Linked DNA regions of Homo sapiens: region 1 is linked to region 2. Evidence: chromatin contacts called from ENCODE Hi-C or POLR2A ChIA-PET data. All regions are on one chromosome and are shown on one strand. Each heading gives the region's core, a stretch centred on a gene start or an enhancer-like site at or near the end of the contact. The rest is flanking DNA. Distances are from core to core; before and after follow the strand shown.

The links. Hi-C counts contacts between places; a loop is a spot of excess contacts on that map. ChIA-PET counts read pairs that join two places held with the same protein, here RNA polymerase II (POLR2A). Pooled maps may share reads with other maps.
Region 1: a loop to region 2 is called in a pooled map, with 3 times the contacts of the local background. The contact joins two enhancer-like sites. A Hi-C loop is called at or near these places in 2 of 50 pooled maps. POLR2A ChIA-PET finds 5 or more read pairs at or near these places in 3 of 52 experiments (H1, WTC11 and activated CD4-positive, alpha-beta T cell).

Annotation. Positions count from the first base shown.
Region 1 is chr12:110,726,152-110,730,015 of GRCh38, forward strand. All of the region lies in intron 3 of PPP1CC (protein phosphatase 1 catalytic subunit gamma), which reads right to left. Among named protein-coding and RNA genes, the nearest start is that of PPP1CC, 15 kb to the right of the region's middle. Within about 2 kb of position 1,785, at least 3 of the 41 ENCODE cell types and tissues checked have a DNase peak (open chromatin) inside an H3K27ac peak, as active enhancers do.
Region 2 is chr12:110,559,584-110,563,801 of GRCh38, forward strand. All of the region lies in intron 1 of PPTC7 (protein phosphatase targeting COQ7), which reads right to left. Among named protein-coding and RNA genes, the nearest start is that of PPTC7, 22 kb to the right of the region's middle. Within about 2 kb of position 2,933, at least 9 of the 41 ENCODE cell types and tissues checked have a DNase peak (open chromatin) inside an H3K27ac peak, as active enhancers do.

The sequences.
Region 1 (3,864 bases), core at 535-3,034, 170 kb after region 2:
CTATACCTCTCCTTTGAGAGTTAGAGCCAGCCCAAGCAACTGACCTGAACCACACCTCCCACCCTGTAATGCAAATCAAGCAGCTTAGGGAGTTTACCACAGGGCTTGAAATGAAATGTAAATTCAACAAATGTTTGCCTTCTCTCTGCAGAGGAGTGTTATCTTTTCTCCTAATAATTTCTGGTTTCTCAATGACTGGGTCTAACACTGACTATGGTTCACCCTGTTGCATATTTCTTTAGAGGTCCTTCACTAGGGGGTTCGGAAAGTTTAACAAACTTCTCCCGCCAGGCTGAGGAAGGAAAATTGCTTGAACCTGGGAGGCAGAGGTTGCAGTAAGCCAAGATCGCACCATTGCACTCCAGCATGGGCAACAAGAGTGAAACTCCGTCTCAAAAAAAAGCAAACTCCTTCTTACGAAAGGCTGAAGGGCAATCTCCAAAAACCACCAACTCCCATTTCCAACAGCAATACTACTACTACTACCACCACAGGATGAGTATCCTTAATCCAAGATGCTCCAAAATTTGGAACTTTTTGAGCACTCACATGATGCTCAAAGGAAATGCTCACTGGAGCATTCTGGATTTCAGATTTTTGGATTAGGGATGTTTAACCAGTAATTATAACACAAATATTCCAAAATTAAAAACAAAAACAAAAAACCTGCAACACTTCTAGTGCCAAGCATTCCCGGTAAGGAATACTTAACCTGTATTATAAAAACAGAGCTGCTGTCTTAGCTCCCCAGTGACAGTGACTTCCTCTTTCCCCAAGGTCAGCTTCACTTCTGGATACTTTTTTTGAGGTGGGGTCTCACTGCATCACCTAGGGGGAATGAAGCGACGCAATCTTGGCTCACTGCAACCATGGTCTCCCAGGTTCCAGTGATTTTCCTGCCTCAATCTCCTGAGTGTCCGCGACTACAGGTGTGCACCACCACAGCTAATTTTTGTATTTTTAATAGAGATGGGTTTTCCCCATGTTGGTCAGACCTCCTGACCTCTTGTGATCAGGTTGAACTCCTGACCTCAAGTGATCCACCCACCTTGGCCTCCCAAAGTGCTGGGATTACAGGCGTGAGCTACCACGCCCCGGCTTTGATTCTTTAGTTATGCCACATACTCCAGCTTCTCCTGCTGATTCCTGCTGGCTTCTCCATCAAAAATCAGTTTGTTTCCTCCTTTTCCCTCTCAGCACTTTAAGCGTGGGCCTGCCTCTTTCTATTCTCTCTTCATTTCCTCCCTAAGGCTACCTCAGACCACTAGGAACATCTGGCTCCTGAAAGGTTTAGCCAGGGTAATCGCCTAGCTTCCAAATCCTAAGATTCTGAGCCATAACCTGTAATGCGGTTTCGCATTACTGTACATCAGACAGCTACGGCAGCAGAAACAGATCAACAAACACTCATGTTTTACCCAACAACATATACCTCAGCCTTTCCATCACATTTACAAAGTTAAAAAAAAAAAAAAAAGAAATGGTAGTATAAAGTACTTATGTACCTGGAAAACAGGCAGTGGTTTTTAAATTGTCCCATGAAAATCAACATTTGAATACAACTTTTCATTTTAATAAAATTAGTTAAGTATTTTATATATATATTAAATGTCTGCAAGCCTTCAACCAAAAGCCACCTATGTCAAGGGCACTTTCATGCCCACAAGTAGACTGGATGGCAAATTATATCTGCCTGATGAGAGAGAGGAAGCTTGAGCATAAGATCTACAAATTGTGTTGATGACCAAACAGGAGTCGAAACTGATACCAACCAACACTGATCTTCTAAGTCATTTTTTAAAGGCCTCTGCATTAAGTAGAAACCGAAACTGATGCAGCCAGTATCATTACATTAGGATACACGTCACAAAAATGAGGTCAACTGGATTTGAATTCATCAGTGCAAACATGAAAAGTATTTGCTGGGCTAACAGCTATGTAAAAGGAATCCTTTAACTCAAGAGCAGGCCAGGCACGGTGGCTCACGCCTGTAATCCCAGCACTTTGGGAAGCAGAGGCGGGCGGATCATGAGGTCAGGAGATCGAGACCATCCTGGCTAACACAGTGAAACCCCGCCTCTACTAAAAATACAAAAAATTAGCCGGGCGTAGTGGCGGGCGCCTGTAGTCCCAGCTACTCGGGAGGCTGAGGCAGGAGAATGGCGTGAACCCAGGAGGCGGAGCTTGCAGTGAGGCGAGATCGCGCCCTGCACTCCAGCCTGGGCGACAGAGCGAGACTCCGTCTCAAAAAAAAAAAAAAAAACAAAAAACAAAAAACTCAAGAGTAACACTTGGAATAAGTATCCAAAACACAGTGTTGGCTGGGTGTGGTGGCTCATGACTGTAATCCCAGCACTTAGGGAGGCTGAGGTGAAAGGATTGCTTAAACCCAGAAATTACAGGTGGTAGTAAGCTATGATCCCACCTCTGCACTCCAGCCTAAGGCTCTGTCTCAAAAACAAACAAAAAAAACCCATCACACCTGCCTTGCATTTCACTACCTAAGGAGTAGTAACTGGCTTACTGGTACTTCTCTGACACAGAATCACTGTTAATATTGAATACCTTTCATGTACAAGTTCAATGCTATCAGTCAGTCCAGAACCCATAGAATTTTTGTCCCTGATGATTCCTGCCACCCCATCTTATCAGCTGGATCTCAAGGTCACAGACCAAGCAAACATCCAGTTGTGGGAAAGGGTGGTAGTAGAAGGGCTCAGTTTGTGAATATAATCTTTCTAGGATGCACTTCTAACAAATGTGCTAGCTCAACATATCTATGTGAATTGAGATGGAAAAACACTGCATCTGGAGACTCTAGGTTACGATGTGGTCTAGGGGAGGGCCACAGGGACAACCCTTTGCTGATATCCCTATAATCATATTAGCAAATGCCAAGTACCTGAAGTTCCTTAACCACCTCTTCACTCCAAACCTGAAACCCGTCCTGGCAGCAATGATGAGCACAAAAGGAAGGTGAAGGTAAAGATTCAAAACCTTTTCTGACTTGAAACCCTTTACTGAACTGATATTTTCAAAGCTTTTTTTTTTTTTTTTTTTTGAGACGGAGTCTCACTCTGCCACCCAGGCTGGACTACTGTGGTGTGATTTTGGCTCACTGCAACCTCCGACTCCTGGGTTCAAGTGATTCTCCTGCCTGAGCCTCCTGAGTAGCTGGGACTACAGGCATCTGCCACCACGCCTGGCTAATTTTTGTATTTTTAGTAGAGATGAGGTTTCCTCATGTTGGCCAGGACGGTCTTGATCTCTTGACCTTGTGATCCACCCGCTGTGGCCTCCCAAAGTGCTGGGATTACAGGCGTGAGCCACTGTGCCCAGCCTATTTTCAAAGCTTTAAGAACTGTGTTTTGTCAATAGTCAAATCGAAGTATACCTTTAATTAAACAATCCAAAATGGGTCACAAAATGTGTAAAATACTGTAAAAATAATCTTTGTTCAGCACATTTTAGTTTTAGGAAAGTTATTGCCATTCTTCCTGGGTGTGGATATGCCAGAAGGAGAAAAACTATAATAATTTCAAAAACTAATTATTTACGTATTGCAAGATTCCATTTGCATGCAATATTCTCTAGAAAAGACAAAAAGTAGATTAGTGGTTGCCTGGGGACTATGGTGATGGTCGCATAACTCTATAAATTTACTACAAATCGCTGAATTGTACACTTTTAACAGAATAATTTTATGGAATGAAATTACATAATAAAGTTGCTTAAAAAAACTATTTGGAATGGTTCTCAGATTTCTACTAAGAATTAAGTTATCTGTGAATACAACAATTTAAATCTTAAAGCAACCATTACCATGATCATTACTTCCTAATCTGATCATCACATCATAAAAGA
Region 2 (4,218 bases), core at 1,683-4,182:
GGTGTGGTGGTGCGTGCCTGTAATCCCAGCTTCTTGGGATGCTGAGGCAGGAGAATCACTTGAACCTGGGAGGTGGAGGTTGCAATGAGCCAAGATTGCATCACTGCACCCCAGCCTGGGCGACAGAGCAAGACTCAGCCTCAGGGGAAAAAAAAAAAAAAAAAAAAGAAATGGGGTCTCACTCTGTCACCCAGACTGGAATGCAGTGGTGTAGTAATAGCTCACTGCGGCCTCAAACTCCTGAGCTCAAGAGATTCTCCCATTTCAGCCTCCTGAATATCTGGGACTACAGGCATGTGCCACCATACCCAGCTATTTATTTTTTGTAGGGATGGGTCCTCGCCATGTTGCCCAGGGTGGTCTTGAACTCCTAGGCTGAAGTGATCCTCCTGCTTCGGCCTCCCAAAATGCTAGAATTACAGGAATGGGCCACTGAGCCCAGCCAAGAAGAAAATTCTTAAGCAATTTTCATTTTTCTAATTAACATGTTTTTGTCTTTGCCAAAATGGTATAACCATGTAAAATGGTAGTTATGACCAGGCGTGGTAGCTCATACCTGTAATCCCAGCATATTGGGAGGCTGAGGTAGGAGGATTGTTTGAGCCAAGGAATTCGAGACCAGCCTAGGCAACATAGCAAAACCCGTCTCTACAAAAAAATTTAAAAATCAGCCAGGGATGGTGGCACACACCTGTAGTTCCAGCTAAACAGGAGGCTGAGGGTGGGAGGACTGCTTGAGTCCAGGAGGTCAATGCTGCAATGAGCTGTGATCACACTACTTGCACTTCAGCCTGAGCGACAGAGCGAGACCCTGTCTCAAAAAATAAAAAATAAAAAAAGGTAGTTATAACCAAATGATAGCTATCTTAAAAATCCTATCTTCCCAATTACACAGTCACCTAACTGTGTAATTGCAAAAGGCTTACTATAAGAAAGACTTCTGAACTAGTCAAAATCAGCAAGAGCGTCTCCAGTCCTGTCCTCCATTAACAGCCATCAACATGATGTTGCAATTATTTTAAACCCCTCCTACTGCACTCATCTTCAGACTGACATGCAGTTACCTACAAAGCAAACGTTTTCTAGAAGAACGCGATGCCTAGAGAATAAATACTAAACTTCAATTTTAATATAAGCATCAATGAAGAAAAACAATTTGATTTTGTCCAAAAATGTATTTAATGTACACTCTGGAAGAATTTCAAATATTAAGTAGTATCCAAAGGTAATAGCTTTATTCCTTGCATCTTTGATGATCTCAAGGCATCTTACATCAAGCCTCGCATTCCAAAGAAGCATACTGGCTCTACATGGATTGTCTTTCCATCAGTGAAACACATCTCCTGCCTACTAGGATGGGTACTTGATAGTGAGTTGAAACTCTAGAGGAGAAACTGAATAAGAATCTGGCAGGATCACAATAATTGAATAACAGAAGTATCAGGAGACCCTCTGCACTCTAAGGAATAAGGGTATCTGCTTTTACAGACTTTCTGCAGTAAGGGGCCATCTAATGAGAAAGGGGGCTAAGCAATATTTATTGCAGTACGACAGGCATCTTTTCAGATGCTGAGGCTTTTCAAAGACTTTAGTGTTCTCAGAGCCAGCCTCATTTGTCTAAAGACATCACAGCATGAAGCACTGTAACTAGAAAAAAAATGAGATCAGAGTAGAAACTCAATTTCCTATCCAATGGAACAGATCACATTTATATCAACATTTCTTTTTTTTTTCTTTCTTTCTTTTTTGAGATGGAGTCTCACTCTGTGGCCTAGGCTGGAGTGCAGTGGCGCAATCTCAGGTCACTGCAACCTTCGCCTCCCAGGTTCAAGTGACTCTCCTGCCTCAGCCTCCCGAGTAGCTGGTATTACAGGCACCCACCACCATGCTTGGCTAATTTTTCTATCTGTAATACAGACATGGGGTTTCGCCATGTTGGCCAGGCTGGTCTCAAACTCCTGACCTCAAGTGATTGCCCCCCAACACAGCCTTGGGCTCCTAAAGTTCTGGGATTACAGGCATGAGCAACCGCATCCAGCCTATATCAACATTTCTTAAACCTCAACTATTTGGGCACTTAAGAACGCTCCCGACGGGGTGCAGTGGCTCATGCCTGTAATCCCAGCACTGTGGGAGGCTGAGGCGGGTGTATCATTTAAGCTCAGGAGTTCAAGAGCAACCTGGGCAACATGGTAAAACCTCCGTCTCTACTAAAAATACAAAAAATTAGCCAGGCATGGTGGCACACACCTGTGGTCCGAGCTGCTTGGGGGACAGGGGTAGAAGGATCACTTGAGCCCGGGAGCTGTGATCGTGCCACTGTACATGAGCCTGGGTGACACAGCAAGACCTGCCTCAAAAAAAACCCCAACAAAACAAAAAACACTCCCCTGTGATTCAAGACTGTGAAATGTTGTATCTGCAAATAATTATCCCAAACGGAGAGTCGCTTGAGCCAGGAGGTTGAGGCTGCAGTGAGCTATCACTGTGCCACTGCAATCCAGTCTGGGTGAAAGAGCAAGACACTGTCTCTATTTTAAAAATGAAAAAAATTAGCCATGCCTGGTGGCGCATGCCTGTAGTCCCAGCTACTCGGAAGGCTGAGGCAGGAGAATCGTTTGAACCCAGGAGGCGGAGGTTGCACAGGGAGCTGAGATCGCACCACTGCACTCCAGCCTGGGCAACAGATTGAGACTCCATCTCAAAAAAAAAAAAAAAAAAAAAAAAAAAAAATCCAAAATGAATGAAAAGCAGGATGACTGAAAAAATATATTCAACAAATATATTCTGTCAAGTTATACAGAAAAATGTCATGTGCTTTTTGACTAACAACAGTCCTTTCAGTTCTATGGAGGTAAAATTATATAGATTATGCTGCACTTCCTGTTTTAACAAGCAAGTGAAATACTCCCTTTGCAAGAAGTTTCCGGCCCAGTGCAGTGGCTCACACCTATAATCCCGCACTTTGGGAGGCTGAGGTAAACAGATCACTTGAGGTCAGGAGTTTGAGACCAGCCTGGCTAACATGGTGAAACTTCATCTCTACTAAAAATACAAAAATGACCCAGGTATGGTGGCGCATGACTGTAATACCACCTAGCTGGGTAACTGAGGCAGGAGAATCGCTTGAACCCAGGAAGCAGAGGTTGCAGTGAGCTGTGATTGAGCCACTGCACTCCAGCCTGGGTGACAAAGCGAGACTCTGTCTCAAAAAAGAAAAAAGAAGAGGAAAAAAAAAAAGAAGAAAGATGTTTCTGGCCAGTCGCGGTGGCTCATGCCTATAATCCCAGCACTTTGGGAGGTCGAGGCGGGTGGATCACCTGAGGTCAGGAGTTCGAGACCAGCCTGGCCAACATGGCAAAACCCTGTCTCTACTAAAAATACAAAAATTAGCTGGACTTGGTGGTAGGCACCTGTAGTCTCAGCTACTTGGGAGGCTGAGACAGAATTGCCTGAACCTGGGAGGCAGAGATTGCAGTAAGCAAAGATTGCGCCATTGCACTCCAGCCTGGGCGACAGGGTGAGTGAGACTCCATCTCAAAAAAAAAAAAAAAAAAAAAAAAAAGAAGAAGAAGAAAAAAGAAGTTTCCATTCCACATTAATCACAATGAAATCTGTGTCTTTTGATTCTCCAGAGATCAAGACTACGTCAAGAACAAGATCTCTAAGCAGAAGTTAATTCAAAAGTGAAGGTAATGAAGCTCAAAGGATGGACTGAAAAGTTCAACCCTGTAATAAAACATGTGAAAATGGCCGCATGAGGTGGCTTACGCCTGTAATCCCAGCACTTTGGGAGGCCAAGGCAGGTGGATCACCTGAGGTCAGGAGTTCAAGACCAGCCTGGCCAACATGGTGAAACCCCATTTCTATTAAAAATCAAAATTAGCCAGGCGTGGTAGCACATGCCTGTAATCCCAGCTACTCAGGAGACTGAGGCAGTAGAATCCCTTGAACCTGGGAGGCAGAGGTTGTGGTGAGCCGAGACTGCGCCACTGCACGCCAGCCTGGGCAACAAGAGCGAAAATCTGTCTCAAAAAAAAAAAAAAGTGTGAAAATGGAAACTATAGGCAAAACTCAAACAACAAAATCAAAGCTGTAGTAAGCGGTTCATTTTGTGTTTGAGAATTCCAAACAAAATAGTTAGCTATTCCTTGCTAGCTTAGTAATTATGAGACAACTTAAGAATTAATCAAATTAATGAGCCTCCACATACACTTA